Linked DNA regions of Homo sapiens: region 1 is linked to region 2. Evidence: read pairs that join two places in POLR2A ChIA-PET (ENCODE). Cell type or tissue: OCI-LY7. All regions are shown on one strand. Links, peaks and the distances in the headings refer to the core of each region. The heading gives the core; the rest is flanking DNA.

Region 1 (8,997 bases), core at 435-8,434, 170 kb before region 2:
TTAGTTAAGTTTATTTATGTTTATCCTTTTATTCATACCCTTCCTATATCCAATAAAGAAAAGCATATTTTAGTTTAAAAAAAATCATTAAATGGTAGACTTTACCTGGCATATAAAGTCAGAAATATCTCTAACATTCAATTAATGCTAAAATTAATATTAGAGCTTTCTTTATATGCCTATAAGAGGAGCTAAATACAGGTTTTCAAAGTATAAAAGTACTATCAGAAAATACAGGCAATACAAAACATTGACAGAACCTTCCCATTCCACTCCAACACCTCTTTCTCCTCATTCAGTAAGCAGTGTCCAATAATATCATCAACATGTAGACATTTTTAAGCCAACACCCACCTAATCAGGAGTATTATAATAAATAAGAAACTTTCGAAAAAAATCAGCCCGATGAGGTATATCTATTATATGTCAATGAAGGAAGCTGTAACAAATACAGATAAGTAACACATCAAACTGATCTAGACAGTACAGAGACAAGAACCATTAGAGAATAACTGGGCCGGGTACAGTAGCTCACACCTGTAATCCCAGCACTTTAGGAGTCTGAGGCAGGTGGATCATGAGGTCGGGAGTTCAAGACCAGCCTGGTCAAGATGATGAAACCCTGTCTCTACTAAAAATACAAAAATTAGCCAGGCGTGGTGGCAGGCACCTGTAACCCCGGCTTACTCGGGAGGCTGAGACAGAGAATTGCTTGAACCCAGGAGGCAGAGGTTGCAGTGATCCAAGATCATGTCACTGCACTCCAGCCTGAGCAACAGAGCGAGACTCCGTCTCAAAAAAAAAAAAAAAAGAGAATAACTGACCCCATGTCACCTGCCATTTGAAAAACAAGCTTCAAGTAACTGGCACCATAGCAATACTAAAAGCCACAAGGGGCAAAAAAGGAGGAAATTTCCAGTTCTCTAAGATTAAAAAAAAAAAAAAGAAAAAAATTCTATACAGTTATATATTGTGATTAGTGAGTTCAAAAAAATGGGTAAGTACTAATATTGGTTGGTGGTGACTATCCAAAACATGATTTACAAATGCCCAAACATAAAAAGAAGAGTGAAGTTGGTGAAGAAAAATACCTGAAAAGAAGAAAAAGACAATTTCAAAACATGGTGGTAAGTGAATAAAAGGATAAAGGAGGATATTGTGGCACTGAATCAAACAATTGATGTGTCCAGGCACCTAACTGTAGCAGGACTGAGCAGTGAGACGGGGAACAGGAAATAGAACTTAATGCAAAAACAGAAGGTAGCAAGGGAACAGCTTGTATTTGCACTATTTGGCATGTCAAGGATGAAACAGTACCTATGGATCAAGGAGAAACCAGGGAAGGAAGCAGACTTTGGACTAATGCTGGTAATCCATTAAAGAGGGTTGGCCACTCACAAAGGTGACAAGCACAGCAAGAAGCTCTAGGTAGAGAGAACTGAGGAGGCCTTGGAAGACATCAAGCTAAAGTGGATATCCTCTATGAAGACAATGTGGAGAGGGAAAGATCCTATCTCAAAAAAACTTACAACCAGCTGCATGGGAGAACCAGCATTTGGATGCCTGCTACACTGTATGGATGAATAATCCGTCTTAGCCAGAGAAAGAACAATCAAGAAAGAATTTGATCAGTACCAATTAAGAGAAACACATACACTTTTCAATTTCCCTATTCCTTCCCACAAGACACCAAAGTAAAGAAACCAGATAACAGAGGAGAGGAGAAAAGAAAGAGAGGATCACACCCCTTCTTACTGCAAGTCTCTTCGAGTCAAAACCTGGCAAAGGAAAGGAAATATAAATTAAATATGAAATTTGAACTTTTAAGCTAGGATTTTTAACTTTTACTGAAGTACATTACTCATTTTAGAAAAGTACACATACCTAAGCATAGAACTCAATGAATTTTCACAAATTGAACAGACCCACTAAGCAGCATCAAGATTAAAACACTGAAAATAGCCAGGCACGGTGGCTCATGCCTGTAATCCCAGAACTTTGGGAGGCTGAGGTGGGTGGATCATTTGAGGTCAGGAGTTCAAGACCAGCCTGGCCAACATGGCAAAACCCCATCTCTACTAAAAATACAAAAATTAGCTGGGCGTGATGGCACGTGCCTGTAATCCCAGCTACTTGGGAGGCTGAGGCACAGGAATCGCGTGAACCTGGGAGGTGGAGGTTGCAGTGAGCAGAAATCACACCACTGCACTCCAGGCTGGGTGACAGAGCAACACTCTGTCACCAAAAAAAAAAAAAAAAAAAAGGTGAAGGTGAAACAATATATGAATATGGGAATTCTAGAAGAGAAGGGGGCAGTAAGAACATGTGAAGAGGCCGGGCACCATGGCTCACGCCTGTAATCCCAGCACTTTGAGAGGCCAAGGCGGGCAGATCATGAGGTTAGGAGTTTGAGACCAGCCTGGCCAACATGGTGAAACCCCGTCTCTAATAAAAATACAAAAATCAGCTGGCGTGGTGGTGCATGCCTGTAGTTCCAGCTACTCGGGAGGCTGAGGCACAGTTATGACTTGAACCCAAGAGGCAGAGGTTGCAGCGAGCCAAGATCCTGCCCTGCACTTCAGCCTGGGTAACAGAACGAGACTCTGTCTCAAAAAAAAAAAAAAAAAAAAAAAGAAGAAATAACATACCAAAACTTCCCAAATGTGATGACAGATACAAATCTACACATCCAAGAAGCTCCGTGACTTCTAAGCAGGTTAAATTCAAAAAGGTTCATATGGAGACACATGATAACCAAACTGTCAAAGCCAATGGCAAAGAAATAATATTCAAAGCAGCAAGAGAAAAGCAACTTGTCAAATACAGGAGATCCTGAATCAGACGAACAGCTCATATCTCATCAGAACTGTGGAGTCCAGAAGTGAGTAGGATGACATACGGAATTCTATCTTGAGCATAACTGTCCTTCAAAAATGAGGAAAAAATAAAGGCTGGGTGCAGTGGCTCACACCTGTAATCCCAACACTCTGGGAGGCCAAGGTAGGGAGATTGCTTGAGCCCAGGAGTTTGAGATCAGCCTGGGCAACATGGCGAAACTCTGTCTCTGCAAAACACATAAAAGTTAGCTGGGCATGGTGACATGTACCTGTGGTCCCAGCTACTCAGGAGGATGAGGCAAGAAAATTGCTTGAGCCCAGGAGGTCAACACTGCAGTGAGCCAAGATTGCACCACTACACTCCAGCCCGGGAAACAGAGCAAGACTCTGACTCAAAAAAAAAAAAAAAAAAAAAAAAGAGAAAGAAAGAGAAATTGAAATCGAGGCATTTTCAGATTAAGAAAAAAAAAAAAAAAAGCAGACAGAGTCCATCACCACTACATATGTTCTACATCAAATCCTAAAAGGCATCTTCAAGTTGAAATGAAAGGACACTAAACAGAAACTTAAGGCCATCTGAAAAAATGAAGATCCAAAAAATAAAAAATAAAGATCCCCAGCAAAGGTAACCATATGGACAAATATCACAGCCAGTATTATTCTATTTTTGTTTTTCAGCTCCACCTTTTTTCCCTATATGACTTAAAAGACAAAAGCATTAAAAAATTATAAATCTATGATATTTAGCACACAATGAATAAAGATGTAATCTGCCACAAAAACAACTTATCAAGGAAATGGAGCTATACAGGAATAAAGTTTTTGTATACTACAGAAGTTAAACTGGTACCATTTCAAACTAGACTGTTATAAATTTAGTATGTTACATGTAATCCCCATAGCAACCAAAAAAAAATTCTAAAAAACACACACAAAAGGAAGTGAGAAAAGATCCCCTTGATCCAGTTTTGCTTTGGTTGCCTCTGCATGTGGGGTATTTATTGCTCAAGAAATTTTTGCCCAAACCAATGTCCTAGCAAGTTTCCCCAAAGTTTTCTTTTAGTAGTTTCAGAGTTTGCAGTTTAAGATTTAAATCTTTAATACATTTTTGATTTTTGTATATGGGAAGAGATAGGGATCTAGTTTCACTCTTCTGCATGTAGATATCTGCATATAGATTTCCAGTTTTCCGAGAACCATTTATTGTACAGACTGTCCTTTTACCAAAGTATGTTCTTGGCACCTCTGTCAAAAACCAGTTCACTGTAAATGTATGGATTTATTAATGGGTTCTCTATTCCGTTCTATTGGTCTCTGTTTGTTTTTATGTCAGTACCATGTTGTTTTGGTTACCATAGCTTTCTAGTATCATTTCAAGTCAGGTAATGTCATTTCTCCAGTTTTCTTCTTTATGTTGAAGATAGCTTTGGCTATTCTGAGTCCTCTGTGGTTCCACGTAAATTTTAGAATTGTTTTTTCTATTTTTGTGGAGAATGTCATTGGTATTTTGAATATGGATTGTATTGAATCTGTAGATTGCTTTGGGTACTATGGACATTTTAATAGTGATTTTTCCAATCCATGAACATGAAATATCTTTTCATTTTTTTAATGTCCTCTTCAATTTCTTGCATCAGTGTTTAATAGTTTTCATTAGAGAGATCTTTCATCTCTTTGGTTAATCCCTAGGTATTTTATTTGCAGCTACTGTAAATGGGGTTACTTTTTTGATTTTTTCAGATTGTTCACTGTTGGCATACAGAAACACTACTGATCTCTGTGTGTTGACTTTGGATCCTGCAACTTTACTAAATTTATCAGTTCTAATAGTTTTTTGGTGAAGTCTTTAAGCTTTTGCCAAATATAAGATCAAATCATCTGCAAACAAGGATAATTTGACTTCTTTTCCAATTTGGATACCCTTTATTTCTTTTTCTTGTCTAATTACCATAGTTAAGACTTCCAGTACTACTAGGTTGGTACAAACGTAATTGCGGTGGTTTGCATGATTAGAATTTGTCATCTGATATTGGAATACATTCTTTTTTTTTTTTTTTTTGAGACAGACTTTGCTCTTGTTGCCCAGTCTGGAGTGCAATGGCATGATCTCGGCTCACTGCAACCTCTGCCTCCTGGGTTCAAGCGATTCTCCTGCCTCAGCCTCCCAAGTAGCTGGGATTACAGGTGTGTGCCACCATGCCTGGCTAAGTTTGTATTTTTAGTAGAGACAAGGTTTCACCATGTTGGTCAGGCTGGTCTCGAACTCCTGAACTCTGGTGATCCACCCACCTCAGCCTCCCAAAGTGCTGGGATTACAGGCATGAGCCACTATGCCCGGTCTTGGAATACATTCTTAAATAAATGTCATTATATTATACATCATTTTAATGTTCATTTTTTATGTTTTTTGGCTAGAGACTTATTTACTTGCTGTTTATGTTTTAGACTATGGGAATGAAGTTAGATAAAAAGCAAATATGAGCAATTTTTGAATAAGTTCAAAATGGGTCGTAAAGCAAAGGAGACAACTCACAACATCAACAATGCATTTGGAGAGGAACTGCTAACAACTGTACAGTGCAGTGGTGGTTCAAAAAGTTTTGCAAAGGAGGCAAGCCTTGAAGGTGAGGAGTGTAGTGGCCGACCATCGGAAGTTCACAACGACCAATTGTGAGCAATCATCTCTTAGAACTACACAAGAAGTTGCCGAAGAACTCAACATCGACCATCCTACAGTCATTCAGCATTTGAAGCAAATCGAAAAGGTGAAAAAGCTCGTTAAGTGGGTGCCTCATGAGCTGAGTGAAAATCAAATAATCATCATTTTGAAGTGTCATCTTCTCTTATTCTACAGAACAATGAACCACTTCTCGATCACACTGTGACATGCAAGGAAAAGTGGACTTTATATGACAACCTGTGACAACCAGCTCAGTGGCTGGACTGAGAAGAAGCTCCAAAGCACTTCCCAAAGCCAAACTTGCATCAAATAAAGGTCACGGTCACTGTTTGGTGGTCTGCTGTCAGTCTGATCCACTACAGCTTTCTGAACCCCAGTGAAAGCATAACATCTGAGAAGTATGCTCAGCAATCTTAATGAGATGCACCAAAAACTGCAACGCCTGACACCAGCATTGGTCAACAAAAAGGACCCAATTCTCCACAACAACACCCAACTGCACATCACACAACCAAGCTTCAACAAGTGAACGAATTGGGCTATGAAGTTTTCCCTCCCGCCATATTCACCTAACCTCTCACCAACCAACTACCACTTCTTCAAGCATCTCGACAACGTTTTGCAGAGAAAACATTTCCATGACCAGCAGGATGCAGAACATTCTTTCCAAGAGTTCGTCAAATCCCAAAGCATGGATTTTTACACAACAAGAACAAACATTTCTCATTGGCGAAAATGTGTTGATTGTAATGGTTCCTATTTTGATTAATAAAGATGTGTTTGAGCCTAGTTATAATGATTTAAAATTCACAGTCCAAAACCACAATTACTTTTGCAACAACCTAATACCATACTATGTCTGGAAAAGTTGTTGTAGTTATTATTCTTGATCAATTCATCTTTTCATGATATGAGTCGTTTATACACCATAATTATTGTTATTAATATAGTATTCTGTGTTTTTCTGTGTACTTACTATTACCAGTCAGTTTTGTACCTTCAGATGATTTCTTATTGCTCATTAACATCCTTTTCTTTCAGATTGAAGAACTCCCTTTAGCATTTGTGTGGGACAGGTCTGGTGTTGATGAAATTACTCGACTTCTCTGTCTTATGAAGTCGTTATTTCTCCTTCATGTTTGAAGAATATTTTCACCAGATATACTATTCTAGGGTAGAAGTTTTTTCCTTCAGCACTTTAAATATGTCATGCCTCTCTCTCTTGGCCTGTAAGGGGTTTCCACTGAAAAGTCTGGTCCCAGACATATTGAAGCTCCATTGTATGTTATTTGTGTTTTTTCTCTTACTGCTTTTAGGATCCTTCATCTTTTACCTTTAGAAGTTTGATTATTAAATGCCTTGAGATAGTCTTCTTTGGGCTAAATCTGCTTGGCATTCTAGAACCTTATACTTGAATATAGAAATCTTTCTCTAAGTTTGGGAAGTTCTCTGTTGTTATTCATTTCGATAAACTTTCTACCCCTATCTCTCTACCTCCTCTTTAAGGCCAAAACGCTTAGATTTGCCTTTTGGAGGCTATTTTCTAGATCTTGTAGGCATGCTTTTTATTCCTTTTTATCTTTTTCTTCTTTTGTCTCCTCTGGCTGTGTATTTTCAAATAGCCTGTCTTCGAGCTCACTAATTCTTTCTTCTGGGGCCAGGCACTGTGGCTCACGCCTGTAATCCCAACACTTTGGGAAGCCGAGGCAGGTGGATCACGAGGTCAGGAGATCGAGACCATCCTGGTTGACACGGTGAAACCCCGTCTCTACTAAAAAACAAAAAAATTAGCCAGGTGTGGTGGCACACACCTGTAATCCCAGCTACTTGGGAGGCTGAGCCAGGAGAATCGCTTGAACCTGGGAGGCAGAGGTTGCAGGGAGCCATTACGCCACTGCACTACAGCCTGGGCAACAGAGCGAGACTCCATCTCAAAAAATAAATAAATAAATAAATTCTTTCTTCTGCTTAATCAGTTCTGCTATTAAAGGACTCTGATGCATTCCTTAGTATATCAACTGCATTTTTCAACTCCAAAATTTCAGCTTGGTTCTTTTTAATTATTTCCATTTCTTTGCTGAAGTTACCTTAGGGGATTCTGATTTCCTTATCTGTGTTATCCTGTATTTCTCTGAATTTCCTCAAAATGGGTATTTTGAATTCTCTGTCTGAAAGGTCATGTATCTCTATCTCTCCAGGATTGGTCCCTGGTGCCTTACGTAGTTTGTTTGGTGATGTCATGTTTTCCTGAATGGTCTTAACGCTTGTGGGTATTTGTCAGTGTCTGGGCATTGAAGAGTTAAATATACATTGTAGCCTTTGCGATCTGGGCTTGTTTGCATCTGTTATTCTTGGGAAGACTTTCCAGGTATTTGAAGGGACTTGGGTCTCTCTCTCTCTCTCTCTCTCTTTCTCTCTCTCTCTCCCCCCCACCCCCAATACCAAGCTGCCTTTCTTGGGGTTGCCAGAGACTACCTCTGCCACAGGCTGCAGAAAAGCTTTTCCAGATCTCCTATCTGTGCTTGGGAAAAAGGCCTTTACTTGCATTCAAAATTGTTATAACTCAAAACTCTGTGTGTCTACAAGGAAAAAGAGGAGGCTATGGTTCCAGGCTGTCTATAACCAAAATAAATGGATTTCTGTATGGTTCTAAGCTAAGGACTACATTGGGGTTTGAGTCCTGTGGCAGGGACTAGTTAGATGTTGATCAAGCATGATTCACCTTCCTCCTAGGCACAGGCCACATGACATTTCCCAGCCCTCCAGTAGTTAGGCATGGCCCTGAAACTGAGTTCTGGCAATGGAATATGAGTGGAAGTGATTAATCCATTTCTAGGATTGGCCCATCCTCCACTTTCCTCAGCTGAACTTGGAAGCCATGTGTAGAAAATGGAAGCACCTCAATCAAGGGGTCCTTGTGAATCAGTTACAGCAAGTAATGTTCTTTAATATAAAAGACCAAAGACTGAGCTAGTCACAAAGTATCACTTTCTCTTACTGGTTAAAGGTAGAACTTAAATGTTCCTGGGTCATTTAAACAAAAATCACCTTGGTAACACCCCTATGAAATAACTTAAGGACTTTAAAAAAAAACTATTAACAACTATTTCTAAATCCTCTGCTTTTCAAAACATTCCTGAAAGCCTAACAGATAGAAAGTCTGACCAGTCACGGTGGCTCACACCTGTAATCCCAGCACTTAGGGAGGCTGAGGAGGGTGGATCACCTGAGGTCAGGAGTTCAAGACTAGCCTGCCCAACATGGTGAAACCCCATCTCTACTAAAAACATAAAAATTAGCTGGGTGTGATGGCATGTGCCTGTAGTCCTAGCTACTCAGGAGGCTGAGACAGGAGAATCACTTGAACCTGGGAGGCAGAGGTTGCAGTGAACCGAGATCACGCCATTGCACTCCAGACTGGGAGACAGTTTCAAAAAAAAAAAAAAAGAAGATCTGACAAAACTATATTACTTCTGCTTT
Region 2 (8,997 bases), core at 657-8,656:
AAAATTAGCCAGTCTTAGTGGCATGGGCCAATAGTTCTAGCTACTCCATAGGCCGAGGCAGGAGGATCCTTTAAGCTCAAGGGTAAGCAGCTGTAGTGAGCTTTGATTGTGCCACTGCACTCCAGCCTGGGCGACCGTGAGACTTCATCTCTTTTTTTTTTTTAAAAGTTCTGTAATTACTACTGACCTCCCAAGGTGATATTTCAACCGTTGCCTTCACCCTTATTCCAGAAATACTAAAACTTTAGAATTATTTTTGAGGCAATCATCTTGATTTTCCTCTCCTACAAGGTAAATATTTTTAAGTGTAAAGTTTTGGAGCTTATATTTATGAATATTTGCAAGGCTTTTTTCCCCTCCGCCTCCTTTCATGCAAACAATTGAAGTGGCTAGCTTTTCTCCTCTCCTGGAATAAAGGAAGTGAATTAGCAATTGAATATATAACCTAGGACTTCTCTAAATTAGGCACCTGTGGGTACCCTTAGGGTCCATATGCTTACAATATGAGTTTCTATCACCATTATTACTTGTTTTTTGAAGGCCTGATGCAAAGCCTATTAAGATATTGAAAAGGACTAATAGCTATTTATCCATTTGCCTCTCCATACTTCATCATCTTAGTCACCTACTGCCACCTTCGAAAAACACGGAGAGCACCTACCCAGAGGAGAAGGTAGATTTGGAGTAAGCCGCCGTCGACATAATTCCTCTGATGGTTTTTTTAACAATGGTCCCCTACGAACTGCAGGAGGTGAGCCATGTCCAACTTTCATGACTATATTTAAGCTACTCATTTAGGACAAGCCCAGGCTGTGGGTACATGTCTGTAATCTTGAAATAGGATCTTTTCTGAACATAGTTTTCATTTAGATTCTCTAGTAGTCATTACGCAACTACATTGGCTTTCTAGGTCTAACTATGATTATGATTCTCATGAATCATCTGTTCAGTTGAACTGATTTCAGAAATTACCTCACAAAGAAAAGATACATTTTTTTATTTTTTTTGTGTGGACTTTTTATTAACGAGGTCTCCTGAAGGCCTTTGGCCAATACCGTAAACCAAATCAGGAAGCAAACAATCTAATTAGTCCTTTTCTTTACTATTCTAGATTCTTGGCACCAGCCCTCCCTGTTCCGCCATGATTCTGTGGACTCTGGTGTCTCTAAGGGAGCATATGCTGGAATCACAGGGAACCCATCTGGTTGGCATAGCTCTTCCCGAGGTCATGATGGCATGAGCCAACGTAGTGGAGGTGGCACAGGGAACCATCGCCATTGGAATGGCAGCTTCCACTCCCGGAAAGGGTGTGCTTTTCAGGAAAAGCCACCTATGGAGATTAGGGAAGAAAAGAAAGAAGACAAGGTGGAAAAGTTGCAGTTTGAAGAGGAGGACTTTGTAAGTATGAATCTTTAGATGTGTGGTTAGAAGCCAACAAATAATGTCTGAAATATGAGACCCTGTTAGTAATGAGAACATTTCAGAAATTACAGAAAAAGGAATTTGTAAGTTGAGGTTTTTATTGTTTTAGAGGAAAGAAGTTAAGTTGATAATATTTGAAAATGGTGACCAAAACTCCTATGTAACTTGTAGCAAATTTTTCATCTTTGTGTCTTTGGAATTTAGAAAAATATTTAATTTCTCTTAAGTCTTATAAAGTTTACTCAAATATAATTATGTTAAAATGTACTCTTGCATGTTAAATTGTCTTTTTTCCAACTATGATAAAACATTTTTTCTCTTGATTTTGTTCTCTATCACATAAAATTACTGTGACATGAACATGTAATTGGGAGTATTTCAGCTGTTGCCTATGCGTTCAGTAACACTTGATGTTATTGTGTGTTAAATTACATGCCTTTTGGCCTCTTAAATCAAAGGTAGCATTTTCAGAGTATCTTTAAAATGTTTTAAATATATTTTATTTAAGAAAAGATTATCAGGCTGGGCTCGGTGGCTCATGCTTGTAATCTGAGCACTTTGGGAAGCCGAGGCGGGTGGATCACCTGAGGGCAGGAGTTCAAGATCAGCCTGACCAACATGGTGAAACCCCATATCTACTAAAAACACAAAAATTAGCTGGGCTTGGTGGCAAGTGCCTATAATTCCAGCTACTCAGGAGGCTGAGGCAGGAGAATCACGTGAACCCAGGTGGCAGAGGTTGCAGTGGGCTGAGATTGCGCCATTACACTCCAGTCTGGGCAATAGAGTGAGACTCTGTCTCAAAAAAAAAAAAAAGAAAAAAAAGATTATCATTTTAACAAATCAGTATCTTTAAGTTGGCCAGGCATAGTGGCTCATGCCTGTAATCCCAGCACTTTCAGAGACCAAGGCAGGAGGATTGCTTGATGCCAGGAGTTTGAGACCAGCCTGGGCAGCACAGCAAGATCCTTGTCTCTATAAAAAATTTTTGAAAAATTAGCTGGGCATGATGGCACATGTCTGCGGTCCCAGCCACTAGGGAGACTGAGGCAGGAGGATTACTTGAGCCCAGGAGTTTGAGGCTGCAGTGAGCTATGATTGCCCCACTGCATTCATGCCACCACGCCCAGCTAATTTTTTTGTTTCTTATACAGACTAGCTATCACTATGTTGCCCAGGCCAGTCTCAAATGCCTGACCTCAAGTGATCTTCCCACCTCGGCCTCCCAAAGTGCTAGGATTACAGACAGCCACCACACCCAGCCTCTAGCTGTTTTTAAGTAGCACATCGATCAGTCGCTTCTGTTATAGCCATTTCATCAGTTAGTAGAGTCACCTAAAGAGGAGTGAAATTTAGGCATTAGCTCCTCTACCCTCAAGTCTAGGAAGTGACCTGGGGTCCTTGCTGTAAATTATATATTAATGTGAATTCCTATTCCCAGGTGAGTGTTCTTCAAAACTTTATCCTCAGGAAGGTCTATACTGCCCTTACATATTGAATATTTGTCCAGAATGTTCTAGATAACAAATAGTCCAGAAATTACTACAATTTCAAATGTAATCTTTATTATTTATACAGCAAACTTGTATTACAAGCAAATCCAAGAAAGACCAGTGGGAATGATTTGAAAACAATGTATGTTGCTCATTACACTTAAGGAACTTGATGAAATTCATATCAAACTAGCAATGAAAGCATTAGCAACAGAGCTGGTGGACATGGGTGGCGTGCACCTATAGCCCCAGCTACTTGGGAGGCGGAGGTGGAAGCAAGACTCTATCTCTTAAAAAAAAAAAAATGCAGCAATCACAGTATATTCTTATTAAAAAACAACTTTCCTTTAATACTTTTATTCTATGATTAAATAAACCCATAATGATTTTAACATAATTTGTATCTGAAATGAAATATTTAGAGTATATCTAATATTATAACCATAGCCAACTGTGCATATAGAAGACTAATTTATTTGAATCCCCAATAGTTTTGATTTCTTACGTACTTCATTAAGAAAAAGAGAAGATTGTAGCAAACAAGAAATAGTGTGGAGTAAAGTAGAAGTAATTGTACCTTTTAAACTGGGTAGTATGCTACTGATTAGCATAGTTTGATTAGAAACTTCATTATCAGTCCTGTGACATTCCCAGTGGGAATGATACAAACATTCTATTTTATCAATTTGTGCATTTTTTTACCTTCATATGAATAATTCATACTGTAATTCTCTTATTTATGTAAAATTGTTTGAAGTTTACATGTGTTGAATCATGAGGCTCTAGCTTAGTGGTTCTCAACTAGGGGCAAGTTTGCCCGCTGGGGGATATTTGGCATTATATGGAGACATCTTTGTTGTCACAACTGGGGTTAGTGTTAATATCACCTAACATGTAGAGATCAGGGATGTTGCTAAACACTTAAAACGCACTGGACAGCCTCATAACAGAATTAACCAGGCTAAAATGTTAGTAGTGTCATGGCTGACAAACCTTGCTCTAGATCTTTTTTACTACTCTATAGCAAATATTATATTGTGTGAATACACTTGATTTATTTATCCATTTTTCTGTTAATGGAAATTCAGTTTGTAAAAGACCTTGTTTTGGAGACTAAACTTAAAGGATTGGAACTGAGGTATTGTTAATTAGAGAAGGAAGAGTCAAAAATAAGATTTCTTCTCCTCCCGCCACCCAAGATGCCGAAAGGAAAGAAGGGCAAGGGGAAGAAGTTGGCTCTGGCCCCTGCTGTCGTCAAGAAGCAGAGCCAAGAAAGTGGTGAATCCGCTATTTAAGAAAAGGCCTAAGAATTTTGGCATTGGACAGGACACCCAGCCCAAAAGAGACCTCACCTGCTTTGTGAAATGGCCCTGCTATATCAGGTTGCAGCAGCAGAGAGCCATCCTCTATATGCAGCTGAAAATGCCTCCTGCGATTAACCAGTTCATCCAGGCCTTGCGCTGCCAAACAGCTACTCAGCTACTTAAGCTGGCCCACAAGTACAGATCAGAGGCAAAGCAAGAGAAAGAAGCAGAGGCTATTGGCCCAGGCTGAGAAGAAAGCTGCCAGCAAAGGGGATGTCCCCAGTAAGAGACCACCTGTCTTTCAAGCAGGAGTCAGCACTTCACCACCTTGGTGGAGAACACGAAGACTCAGCTAGTGGTGATTGCATATGACATGGATCCCATCAAGCTGGTTGTCTTCCTACCTGCCCTGTGTCGTAAAATGGGGGTCCCTTACTGCATTATCAAGGGGAAGTCAAGAGTGGGATGTCTACTCCACAGAAAGACCTGCACCACTGGTTGCCTTCACACAGGTTAACTTGGAAGACAAAGGAGGTTTGTCTAAGCTGGTGGAAGCTATCAGGATCAATTACAATGACAGATACGATGAGATCTGCCATCACTGGGGAGGCAATGTCCTGGGTCCCAAGTCTGTGACTCGCATTGCCAAGCTCAAAAAGGCAAAGGCTAAAGAACTTGCCACCAATTGGATTAAATGTACACTGTTGAGCTTTCTTTACATAAAAAGGTAATGCAAATTTTCCTAAAGATTTCTATCCAAAGTGACTTGATGAATAATATGTAATTAACTTGAAGAGAGAAAGCAGAAGGAGCAGAATTGGTTGGAGAAAACAAATTCTTGATGCCAAAGAGATGGGTTAGGTCTAGAGAAGTGCACTTGAAAATAGAGATAATAGTTGAGGTTTGTGGATAAATAAAATCGCTCAAGGAGAGTAATACATTGGAAAGAAGGGAGGTGTAGAGCAGAACCTGTGGATTAGCAGTAAGGGAGACTGAGAAGTGGTTAGCTGAAGAAGGAACAAGTATACCAAGAAAAAGTAGGTAGATAAAAATCACAAATTGAAGATGTTTTGGGACCTGATTGTTTGCAGTAGATTTTCTGTATTATTTTTTTCTATACCATATGTATGTATAATTAGAAAATTATTTTAAAATCGTATTGGTTTCGTGTAATTAACAGTCCTATATTGTTACCTGGGCAAGTTAAATAGTCCTAATTGTCCCTGAGTTGTTAGAGAATGTTTGTGAACCACTCAGCACAGACCTTGACAGATAGGTTTTTGTTTTTTGCTTTTTTGAAGTACATGATATAGACAGGAACACAGATTTTTAAATGGTAGCTGTTACTAAGTGTGGGAGAGAGCTTTGACTCTGGCAGTTTGGGATGGCCTTTCAAAATTGACAAGTGTGGTTGTAAGGGTTAGAGAGTAAGTTGGTGATGAATGATACACTACTCTTTGGAGAATAAAGAGCCAGGTGTGAGGGTAGAGTGTTCTAGGATTAGGAGACTTGGATGTGTTTGAAACCTGAGGAGTAAGAAATTGGTGGAGAGAAGGGACTCTGAGAGGATGCCAGCAGTATTGGCTACAGCTTTTTCATCTTCCCCAATTATCCAGTAAAAGCAGAGCTCCCTTTAATATTGGGAGCAATATTAATATGTTTACTCTTATCACTTGTATTTATCATTGTATTAGAGGTCCTAACAAGTACAATAAGGCAAGAAAAAGAAATGTATACAGTTTAACAAGAGGAAATAAAACTTTGTGTTTGCAGGTGAAATGAAAATCCTAAGGACTCTGTAGAAAAACTATATATGAAATTCCAGAACAGCCAAATAATCTATGATGGGAAAGAAAATCAGAATGGTTTTATGGTTGCCTGTGCACAGTGGGGATTAACTGGGAAAGGGTATGAAGGGAACTTTCTGGTTGATGGAAGTGTTAATAATCTTCAAAGAAGTTAGGGAGGTATTAGCATTTTAAAAACTCATAGAATTGAGTATATTTTATATGTGTACATTTTACTGTATGAAAATTTTAGTATTAAAAAATATTAAAATTACCAGTAGTGAAACAGATTTAAACCTCCTGATATGATGGCACTGAGAAATATGCACCATCACCTCTGTAACATTCCTTCCAGAAATGCATTGCCTGGATCTAATCATAGGAGACCTCAGACAAGCCCAAATTGAGGATTCTACAAAAGAATTGCAAAATAACTGGCCTGTAGTCTTCAAAAATGTTAAGGCCATGAAAAAAAAAAAAGCTCCAGATTAAAGAACTAGAGATATGACAACTAAAAACAACATGTAAACCTAGATTAAATAACTACTGGGTGAGGCAAAACCATTTTGCAAAAATTTTCTTTTGCTAAAACATCAGTGGGACAATTTGAATAAGTGTTGTAGATTAGATAATAGTATGTATAAGTGTTAATAATTACTCTGATTATGTAAAAGATATCCTTTTAAGGAAATACATATTTAAGGGTAAGTGGCATCAAGTCCTGCAACTTGCACATGGTTCAGGAGAAAGAATGGGGAAGCAAATGTGAAATATTAATACAGGTTGAGCATCTGCAGTCTAAAACTTTTTGAGTGTGGATGTCATGCCACAAGTAGAAAATTCCATACCTGATCTCATGCAGCAGGTCGCAGTGAAAACTTTTGTTTCCTGCACAAAATTATTTGAGACAGAGATTCACTCTTGTGTCTCAGGCTGGAGTGCAATGGCGCGATCTTGGCTCACTGCAACCTGCGCCTCGTGGGTTCAAGCCATTCTCCTGCCTCAGCCTCCCAAGTAGCTGGGATTACAGGCATGCGCACCCCTACGCCCAGCTAATTTTTGTATTTTTAGTAGAGGCGGGATTTCGCCATGTTGGTCAGGCTGGTCTCAAACTCCTGACCTCAAGTGATCCGCCTGCCTCAGCCTCCCAAAGTGCTGGGATTACAGGCGTGAGCCACTGTGCTCAGCCCTGAAATTATTTTAAAGTAAAGTTAAAAATAAGACAAAGCAAGTAGAGTTGAGGAACCAACAAAATCTACAGATGCCATCTACGTCAAAGCAAAATGATATTTCCCCACATACCCGTAAAGGGATAGGGACAAACCACCAAAATCTATATAAGAGGCTTGGTTAATACTAGCATTTGTGCAGGGGGAACTGAAGGGAAGCAGCAGAGCACCTGACAGCATAAAGAATGCTAACAGAGCCAACCGTTTTTCTGGAAAGCTCGTAGGGCATATTTGAGAAGAGCAGCAGTTAATCGGGAGTAGTTTTCCGTAATGGAATAACAAGTAAATACAGGGGCTCTGGGATAAGGTATGAAGGATCTGACTGGACCAGTCAAGAGTTCAAACCACACAGTAGTTTGAATAGAGAAAGTTAATATAAGGAATTTAACTATAGCAAGATTGGAGTAATGAAGGATTGACTAGTACAAAGTAAAAAGATCTTTAAAGAAAATAGAAATAGCACGTAGTCACAGTTCAGTGGCTCACGCCTGTGATTGCAGCACTTTGGGAGGTCGAGGCAGGGCGATTGCTTGAGTCCAGGAGTTTGAGACCAGCCTGGGCAACGTGGTGAAACTTTTGTCTCTACAAAAAATTTAAAAATTAGCTGGACGTGGTGGGTACCTGGTAGTCCCAGCTACTCAGGGGGCTGAGGTGGGAGGATTGCTTGAGTCTGGCAGGTCGTAGCTGCAGTGAGCCCAGATGGCACCACTTCATTCCACCCTGGGTAACAGAGTGAGACCCTGTCTCAAAAAAAAAGAAAAAAACATACACACAGACATATATGCATACATACAAGGAGCAGCCACTACCCTTAGGGCTAAGACAGTGTGTCCAAGAATGAGTCCCCCATTTCCCTACCACCACCCCAGGGCTGAGATTCATACCTGGTTAGAAAGGGCTCAGTTGTGGCTCACTGAATGGCAGAGTAATTGCTGATGTGCTTCTCTGGGGAAGCGTGCTGAAAGGCTTTTCATGAGAGGTGTCACTCTGCTACAAAACTACTCAGATGAGGTGCTGAGGGAAGCTGCTGGTCTCTGAGCTCACTTATATGTCAGAACCTGGCTTTGAGGAACTGGGTGCTGTGGGAGCCTGCTGAAAAACACACAGGAACAGGAAGTAAAAATCTCTCCATTGTTCTCCGCTGGCAGAAGTTAACATGCCAGCTGTCAAAGGAAAAGTTTTAAAGTGTCCAGGCACATTTTTGCTCAACAGGCAGAAGGGATGACTTTGTGACTAAGAAGCGGTAACCAGCACAGGGTTCTATCGTTGTTCATGCTAGCTGGCCACTATACCCTTCCAGAACAAAGCCCGTCACTGAGGACAAACTGTTGGAAATATAATCCAGATTGAGCTGCAGAGAGACAAGTTAGTAGAGACGAAAGGAAAGGTTCAGATAAAAGCGGTAGGGAGAAGATAACCAGGACATTAAAGAACGTAAACCCGGGAGGCAGAGGTTGCAGTGAGCCAAGATCGCACCATTGCACTCCGGCCTGGGCAACAAGAGTATGAAACTTGGTCTCAGAAAAAAAAAAAAAAAAATCCTAAGAAGTTGGTTTAAAAAAAAAAATCATCTGGGAAAACTCAAAATAAGGGGCTAGAACTCTTGAAAAGAAGTAATAATAAAAAATTTCAGAAAAATACTGAAGAATAAAGAGAATAAATAATATTTTTCAAGAATTAGACAGCGAAGGAAAATTTTTTAAATGAAGGAGAAATACATAGGTAAAAAATTAAAACTGGGAAAAAAAAGTTTGGCAGAAAA

Evidence for each region. Peaks named below come from ENCODE experiments on the same cell type or tissue, not always from the same donor. Only the 100,000 strongest peaks of a DNase experiment are listed, where the experiment ranks them.
Region 1: POLR2A ChIA-PET joins it to region 2 with 10 read pairs; 6 of 35 experiments call an interaction of 5 or more read pairs at or near these places.

The regions. Positions count from the first base shown.
Region 1 is chr1:45,815,152-45,824,148 of GRCh38, reverse strand. The region is part of intron 1 of MAST2 (microtubule associated serine/threonine kinase 2); the gene reads right to left. Among named protein-coding and RNA genes, the nearest start is that of MAST2, 16 kb to the right of the region's middle. RefSeq lists a silencer at 1,505-1,705. In OCI-LY7, for the core only: no CTCF peak of the experiment used is centred there; DNase peaks (open chromatin) are centred at 1,235 and 3,768; H3K4me3 peaks cover 814 bases; H3K27ac peaks cover 1,506 bases.
Region 2 is chr1:45,646,944-45,655,940 of GRCh38, reverse strand. GPBP1L1 (GC-rich promoter binding protein 1 like 1) reads left to right here. Exons shown (of 13, transcript NM_021639.5): 5 at 622-751; 6 at 1,112-1,398. It also overlaps the pseudogene RPL7AP16. Among named protein-coding and RNA genes, the nearest start is that of CCDC17, 27 kb to the right of the region's middle. In OCI-LY7, for the core only: no CTCF peak of the experiment used is centred there; no DNase peak of the experiment used is centred there.